Linked DNA regions of Homo sapiens: region 2 is linked to region 1. A link is a contact called in ENCODE Hi-C data. All regions are on one chromosome and are shown on one strand. The core of a region is the stretch at or near the end of the contact, and the rest is flanking DNA. Distances in the headings are between cores, read along the strand shown. Region 1 has its middle 30 kb from the start of TFAM. Region 2 holds the start of PHYHIPL (phytanoyl-CoA 2-hydroxylase interacting protein like).

What was found. A loop is a pair of places that touch in the nucleus more often than their neighbours do. Pooled maps may share reads with other maps.
Region 2: a loop to region 1 is called in a map of mammary epithelial cell, with 9 times the contacts of the local background. The contact joins the promoter of PHYHIPL here to the enhancer-like site in region 1. A Hi-C loop is called at or near these places in 6 of 168 maps with a recorded cell type or tissue (Caco-2, Calu3, IMR-90 and 3 more) and 5 of 50 pooled maps.

The regions. Positions count from the first base shown.
Region 1 is chr10:58,413,600-58,417,871 of GRCh38, reverse strand. No RefSeq gene overlaps it. Among named protein-coding and RNA genes, the nearest start is that of TFAM, 30 kb to the right of the region's middle. Within about 2 kb of position 3,016, at least 2 of the 41 ENCODE cell types and tissues checked have a DNase peak (open chromatin) inside an H3K27ac peak, as active enhancers do.
Region 2 is chr10:59,173,892-59,178,036 of GRCh38, reverse strand. PHYHIPL (phytanoyl-CoA 2-hydroxylase interacting protein like) reads right to left here and starts at 1,394. Exons shown (of 5, transcript NM_032439.4): 1 at 1,078-1,394. The coding sequence starts at 1,183. It overlaps CCEPR (cervical carcinoma expressed PCNA regulatory lncRNA), which reads left to right and starts at 1,573. Exons shown (of 1, transcript NR_131782.1): 1 at 1,573-4,074.

The DNA of each region.
Region 1 (4,272 bases), core at 1,767-4,266:
CAGCACACCAATATGGCACATGTATACATATGTGACTAACCTGCACGCTGTGCACATGTACCTTAGAACTTAAAGTATAATTTTAAAAAAAAGTACCTAATGTAAATGACGAGCTAACAGGTACAGTAACACCAACTTGGCACATGTATACATATGTGACAAACCTGTACGTTGTGCATATGTACCATAGAACTTAAAGTATAATAAAAAATAAAAAGTAAATAAACAAAAGAAAATAAACAGAAACAAATGAATTAAATGAATGATATCCTCTTTGGTAAAGCACCTGTTAAATCTTGCTTGTTGCTCTTTTTGTTGGGTTATCTCTTTTTCTTATTTGTAAGAAAATAAGAGAATTTTATATAAATGGGTAGGAGTCCTTTGTTAAGCAGGTGCCATTGCAAATATTTTCTCCTAGACCTGGCTTGCCTTTTGACATTCCATGTGGTTTGTTTGTTTGATAAACATAAGTTCTCAATTTTATTAAACTCCAATTCATAAGTATATTCCTTTTTGGTAAGTACTTTGTTGTCTTTTTAAGAAATCTTTGCATACTCCAAGGTATCAGAAATTTTCTGTTTTCTCCTAAAGCTTTATTGTCTTACCATTCACATTTAGATCAACAATCCAGCTGGATTTATTTTTTTAGTTTAGTGTAAGGAAGGCTCAAGATCAAGATACATTTTTTCCATGTGGATATCCAGTTGCCCAGCATCCTTTTTTTTTTTTTTTTTTTTTTTGAGACAGAGTCTCACTCTATTGCCCAGGCTCTGGAGTGCAATGGTGCGATCTTGGCTCACTGCAACCTCTGCCAGGTTCAAGCAATTCTCCTGCCTCAGCCTCCCAAGTATCTGGGATTACAGGTGCCCACCACCACGCCCGGCTAATTTTTGTATTTTCAGTAGAGACGCGGTTTCGCCATGTTGGTCAGGCTGGTCTTGAACTCCTGACCTCAGGTGATCCACCTGCCTTGGCCTCACAAAGTGCTGGGATTACAGGCATGAGCCACTGCTCCCAGCCCAGCATAATTTATTTTTATGTATGTATGTATGTATGTATGCATTTATTTTTTAGAGACAAGGTTTCACTGTGTTTCCCAGGCTGGAGTGCAGTGGCATGATCATAGCTCACTGCAGTCTCAAGTAGCTGGTATTACAAGTGTGTGCCACCATGTCCATCTAATTTTTAAACATTTTTTGGTAGACATAGGGTCTCACTTTGTTCCCTGGGCTGATCTCAAACTCCTGGCCTCAAGTGATACTCCCACCTTGGCCTCCCACAGTGCTGGGATTACAGGTGTGGGCCATACCACCTGCCCAACCAGCACCATTTATTAACATAATCATCTATTACCACTCACTGCACAGCAGTGTCATTTTTGTCATAAGTTAGGTGACTAGTATGTGTAGATTTGTTTCTATCTTTGTACCAATTGCACTCTTAAGTTGTATTTTTACAGGATCTACATCAATAAAATTAATTAATTGGGTCTCTCTGTTACTGCATCACAGTAGAAGATAGCTGCATGGGATTTTATCAGATTTGGAGGGTCTGGCTATGGAATGCCTGATCCATAGTCATAGAATCCTAGACAATACAGCATCTGATCAGAGAACCCACTGAAGGTATGGGAGAGAAGGAGGTATGAGAGTGAGAGCCATAACCAGGAGACCCAATGGTCATATCACATACTGCCCCATCCAGACACTACCAGCCTATTAGAGTAATGAAATGATTTGCTGGAAAGAAACAACTGAAACACTAACTCACAGGCAACACTCTGAAAAAGGCACAGCTGAAACACTAACTCATAGGCATCCAATAGGATGAAGTATACATACTGAATCAGACACCTCCATATGCTGCTGGGTCTCCAGTAGGAACCAAGGTATAGAAGCACAAGTGGCCCTACCTAACATCATTTTCAATGACCCACTAGGGGGCTTTTCTTTTTGTCCCTTTAACTCTGGGCTCTGCAGGATTAGAGGTCCCAGTTCCAAAAGGGGACACACCCTTGCCAAGGGACACAGCAAGATTTCCATTAAACTACCAGCCTCAGCTGCCCTCTGGGCACTTTGGCTCTTTATATTCAGGACCAGCAGGCAAGAACAGGAGTCATTGTCCTGAAAGGTGTCATTGGCCCTGACCAGCAGAAAAAGGTGAGGCTTACACCTCTTTCTTATACAATTGAGAGGAACATTTACAGAACTCAGGTGATCTGCAGGGGCACTTCCTGTTACTCCTTTATCCAGATGTGACTGTGAATGGACAAGTGCAGCCATCCTGATCTGAGAAAAGTGTGATTATCAGGGGTCCAGACCCCTCAGGAATGGGAGTTAGAGTCAGCTCAGTAGGTAAGCCACGGAGGTGGTAGCTGAGGAAGCAGGGAATTTAGAATGGACATTGGGTGGGGAAGGTGGGGATAGTGAATACCAATTGGAGCCCCTAAGCTCCCTCTTCTCAGTTTCCCCTTAGGAAGAGAGGCTCACTGGGACCCCAAAGAAGCTGCTCTGCAAGTGTATATGGTGATACGAAGCCACACAGCACAAGGGTGGATTGTGGCAACCATGGAGGTTTACTGCTCATAACACCCTTGAAGGAAGAACTTGCTGGCAGCCTCAGCTGTTAATGAATTCATGATCTGCCTTCACTTTCAAGCCGAATCTGCATTCTTCCAAGGTAACCCCCACCCAGTGACTGAGCACAGTAAGGACACTAGGGCCTGGCCATTTCTGTGGGTTTCTTTAATGAGCAATCTTTGCTCTGGAGCTCCCCGTTGGGTTGGCTGAGATTTTGTCAGATCTTCATCATGGACTGAGGTTCCCACATCTGGAACCTTCACTATAAGAAAATCAGGACATGGAATTTTTGGCTTTCCAGCCTGTGTAGTACAAGAAAGCATCCAAGAAGGAGGGAGAAGGGAGGCGGAGCACTAATCTACCATGTACCTCAGCCAGTTCACCGTGTCCCATGAGGAAGAAGGGAGCAGTGGTTTCTGGAAAGCCACAGGTGAAGGCATTTCCTGGCTTGAAAACAGAAATGGAACCAGGAAAGAGGAGAGAGAAAAGCATAGCCCAGTGGAGCATGCAAGCAGGTCCGATGTGGACAAGCTTTTCTGTCTTTTTGGAATCCCTATCAAATGCTGCCCTCTGATGTTTGTGGAATAAACTACTTTTGAGAAATGTGAAAACAGCCTCATAAGAGAATGAATCTAGCTGTAGTTTCCTGGGATAAATAGCTCTAGATGTCTGAACCTCATGGAAACCAGGAAAAATCCACCAAACTGGGCACCAAAACTACTTCCAAATGATTGGGTCAACTGCCATACAGATCAAGTTTTACCGAGGTGCTATTAACTTAGACCTCTAGGTATAGCTTATCTTTTCTTCCACAATCAGAGTGGGGGCAGTCTTAAGCATTCCTCATGGTTCATGGAATGATCAGAAAGCACATGGTAAATTATGAATCATTTGTACAAACTATGAATCCAAATGAAGTCTTCCAATAAAAGCGTTTAATTTATTGCCAGTATTATTCATATCACTTCTCTTTATAATCTGTCTTTACAAGGTCCCCCCAACCATACCACCATCATAAATGTTGATTAGGAAAAGAGTGACATCACTGATTTTCAGAATGTTAAGTGCCAGTAGGGAATAACTTTATGTCAACAAACAAAGTTTCTGTTTCTGAATATAATATTGCCCAGTACAGCCAAGGAATGAAAGTCACAATGTTTAAAAGTATCACATCTCTAGCTGTCAGTTGATACACAAAACACTTGTCAGAGTTACAGATTAAACAGTAAATAAAAGCCAAGAATCAGGAGATGACCCTTGGGCATGCCAAGCATGCTCCTGCCTCAGTGCACTTACGTTTTCCTCTGCTTGCAACACACTTTCCCTCAATATCACATCCACAGGAGTGTTCTCTCATCTTCCTTCCAAGCTGCTAAAGTGGTAAGGTCCAGGGTCTATGTTCACAGAAGTTTAAGTCACAGTCACATCTTTCTATTCCCCCTTTATCCCCCATGGTCATTTTGTGGCCAATTGGAACTGTGGCTTGGGATCTTTGGATGGAGGAAGGTGGGTTAGAAGAGGCTTCACTGTAGACAAATTTATGTGAGTTGTCTCTATTGGGGTTGGAAGTCAAAAGCACATTTATTGTGTTAGTTTGTTTCCCTTTGCTAACCTTCCTTCAGTATATGCCTTCCTTTTCTATTTATTCTTTGGCAGGATTTAAATATTCATGGGTCTCTGGGCCTAGTAATTT
Region 2 (4,145 bases), core at 145-2,644, 760 kb before region 1:
TGACCTTACTGTGAGCGTATTAGTATCTGTACATAACTTTGGTTAAAGACATGTTTTACAATCATTACCTCTATATACAGTTAAACATTAATTTCATTTACAGTCAAAAGTATTTGGGGCCCTCTTAACAACATGTGAACTGTGTTTCCTTTGTCAGATGTAGAATTTTACAATTATTCGGCCAACCAATTACTAATCAAATGATTTCTTTACAAATGAAGTTTTGTACCACATTACTAAAGTAGCAGACTCTAACTAGTCCAGCTAACCCAGAAGCACTGTAACTAACCACACCGCACACAGCACTAGCTTATGTCTTCAACGCTCAGACCTGTATTCAATCAATTTCCTTCCACAGGAGCCTGCCAACTTCAACAACAGAATAAACGATATAATATCAACACGCAATGGTACGTACTCGCCACAAAGTCTGAATCACAGCACATATATTAGGCCAATATTTTCGACAGTCTGACTCAGAGCCCAGGAACCATGAAGATTGTGTCTGTCCTTGGTGCTGAAATGCACTGTTTTTCTGCGCCCTCACTGAAAAACTGTCATCCTAATCCCAATCCAAGAGGCTAAAAAGACTTGTTAATTTGGGGAGTCTGAGGATGGGAGGTTTAAAAAAGAAAATGATAAGTTTCTGGAAGAGAATGCCAACTAGTGTGTGTGTGTTGGGGGAAGGGGGTTGCTAGAAACATCCCGAGGGCATTTCCCCTTCAGTGCCCAGAGACCCAGGAAATCCGGACTGCGGCAAAGATCGGAAACGCCTCGTCGGGGCAGGAGCCGCGAGCGGGAACGTCGCCCTCGTCCGGGCCAGGCGGGCGAAGGCGGCGAAGGGCGCCACGGTTGTGGACGGCTACTTTCCGCGCCAAGGCGCGAGCCCCGGGGTCCTTTTGTTTCTGGGGTGAGGGGAGGGCGGTGGGCGGAGGGTAACCCACATCTGCATTTATTTGCACAGAGGGGACAACAAAAGACCCTGCCGCCCTGGCGAGCGGCGTCGGCGGAGCCAGAGTGGCCCCGGCGCCTCGGCGCGAACTCTGTCCCTTTCCTCGCGGTCCCGGCCGCTCTTACCGTCCCGGTCGCACAGCTGAATGGCCTCCAGGCTGAGGTTTTTGATCACCTCCTCACAGGGGCTGGTGGGGCTGTTGAGGGCATGATCCAGGCGCGGCACCTCCATTTTTCCAACCCACTCTGAAGCCCGCCTGCTTCGTATCCAGGCTCTCTCTGCCGGCCGGGTGGGCAAGAAGAGCGGGAAAGGGAGGGGGAGTGGCAGAGGGAGGGAAGGAGGCCTGGGACGCGGTGATGCGGCGCCGAGGCTGAGGCGCGGGGCTGGAGAGCCGCCGCGAAGGCGACGGCTGTGGCAGGAGCTCCGCGGAGTGTGCGGCTCTGAGAGACCGAGCAGGACCCGGCGCGAGGATGGGAGGCGCGCGCTCCCGGCGGGGAGGGGACGCTGCTCTCGGGGAACGTGATGTATAGGGCTTCGACGCGCGCACGCGCGCGGGAGAACGCGCCCACCTGCTGGCGCGCGGTGGTCCCTCCCCCGCCCTTCTGCGCGCACGCGCCCCCACCTGCCCTCCAGCCACTGCCAAGGCAACCTCGCGCGTGAGGCGTCGGGCGACCGAGCGCGCGGGAAGGGCGAGCGCTATACGCCGCGCGGCTGCCTCGCCCTCTCTCCTGGTGATAGCCATTTGGCGTCTTCTGTCTGCTCTCGGTGCCTGGCGAAGCCCGAGTTGGCCCTGAGGCGTCTGCACGGGGAGGCGAGGGCGAGCATGTTTGTTGTTTACCAAGAATTGGAAAAATAAGGGCCCGGACTCTTCGGACTCTCTGTACGGTATTGGGGTGTGGGAGCCACCTCCTCCCCTGAAGGTCCCAGGATACTCGCTGCCCGCACCCTGCGGGCTCGGCCGGACATTCCTCGGAAACAGCTGCGTCTGTGTGAGAAATGAGCGGATTACCTGAGGCGTGGAGGGGTTTAGAGACAGCATTTTGCCAGTCCACGACACTGAAGCGGGGCAAACGTGGGAACTCCTTACTGCCAGAAAGGTGAGGGAATGAGGAGATGCAGCAAGCCTGCTGAAAAGGCGGCAGACATGCTGCGGGGCCAGCAGCCACGGGACCAGCAGCCACGCAGTCTGCCTTCGCAGCGTAGCTTCATTCATTCATGCGCGTAGCAAATAAGTATTCAATGCTCACCCTATGCCATTGTTCTGGGCGTCAATGAAGGGAGTATAAACAGCACCTGCTCCCATGGATTTGGAAGGAATCTTTGCTACAATAGCTAATGAAGATTGACTTGTGCTTCCTCAAGCTACTCTATAACTTGTATGCCCATTGATTTTAATTGCATTTAAGATTCTGCAGTGCACTTAGTGGATGTGCAAACGTTTTAAACATAAAATAGAGGTCACAGCCTATTGACCTCTGTTCCCGTTTGCTTCTTTGGAAAAGTTTTTAGTTTTGTTGCTATCTTGGGATCAAAAATAGTGTCCCCTCTTTTCTTAATGTGCTTATAAATTAATATAAGTTCCCTTTTATTGATTTTCCATTTCAAACATAAATGTTAACCAACAAGTAACAGTTTACACATAGATGTCTGTATGCTGCTCTTTCTAGTCACATCCATTTAGCTATAACATGATGAAGTCTAATTAATTGAAGCTTCAATAAATGGAAGGACCAGCTTAAAGTAAAATAAGCCTGTGAAAAATCTTGGCACAATTGAAATTTCATAAATATCTGTGAAAGATAATTAGGCATCTTAAAGTGAAAAGTCTTCATTATGAACTTATTAATGAAGATGGATGTTTTTGAAGTTTGAAAGAATTCTTGTCTTAAGGTAGGGGTGTCCCCAAGGAGAGGGTAAATTATTACCTGTCAAAGGATATGACAAGAAAGTACTTACTGGTGAATTTTCTGTGTTCGAAAGCCTGGCTCTGTAGAACTAGAAATTGGTATTGTAAGCCCAACAGTGGGTTCATTTTTTAGAGTAGTCTCAAATTTATAAATCTCAAAAAAAAGGAACTGTGTAAACTAGAATAACAATTTACTGATTTTCAAGTAAGAAATACGACATGCATTTAATTCAAACTCATGCAAATATTTATGAAGCACCTATGTCCAGGACACTGTGCTATGTGTTGAAAATTTGGAGTTCAAATTTATCAAGAAAGATATATATTGAAAAAGTAAAAGTAGGATGGGTGTTAAGAAAGAGGAAGTATGGGAGCTTGTAGAAGCACGCACGAGGTTTATAACCTAGGTTAGATGGTCAGGAAGATCTCCAAAATGATTTTATCTTAAGGGAATGAGAAATTATTAAAAAGGCTTTAAATAGGAAATTAGCATGATCAGATTTGTCGGCTAGAATATTTGTGTAATCGGAAAGGGTAATGTTTCAAGAAGTGTATTAATGTCACTTTCTGGGTATACAACTTAATCAATCCAAGGCACCTTTCTGCTGAGGATTTGGATTCTTGTATAAAAAATACAAAAGAAATATTTACTTTTTAACTTTCGATATTAAATATAGGATTTTTTAAATCGAGTTTTTAGGCTTCAAATCGAGGCATTGTCAAGACATAAAATGTAAATTTGTTTATGGTTCAACATATCAAGGCTAGGCCTGGTGGACCAAATGATAGGGTTTCTCCCATAGTAAAGACAAGGTATCTTAGTCCAGTATGAAGGATTTAGTCAGAGATTGATATAAGGAAGGTGGTGGCTATGAAGTAGGTAAAGTAGAAGAAAATCCTATTCTCTTTGGCTTGGAGAATTACGGGAAAGGGGTAGAAGAGCTCAAGAAAGACACCAGAAACATTTTTACTGTTCCCACCCTGAAGATGTAGGGTGAGGGGTTGTGGCTTTAGAAATATCCAGATTGGTGTGGGAAAACTCAAGGACAGAGAAATTACTTTCCCAATTCTCAGATATCTGGGAAGATATCAGGCTGAGCAGGAACCACATTCCAGTAACCTTGAACAGGGCGGAGACAGGGTAGGCATTGACTTTCCAGAGTGCTGTAAGTTTCTATGTACTGTTGAGACTCAGAAAACAATACTCCCCTCCTCCCCAAAAAAAAAAAAAAAAAAAAAAAAAAAAAAAAAAAAAAACCTCAGAAGTAAAAGTTTTTCCTCTCATCT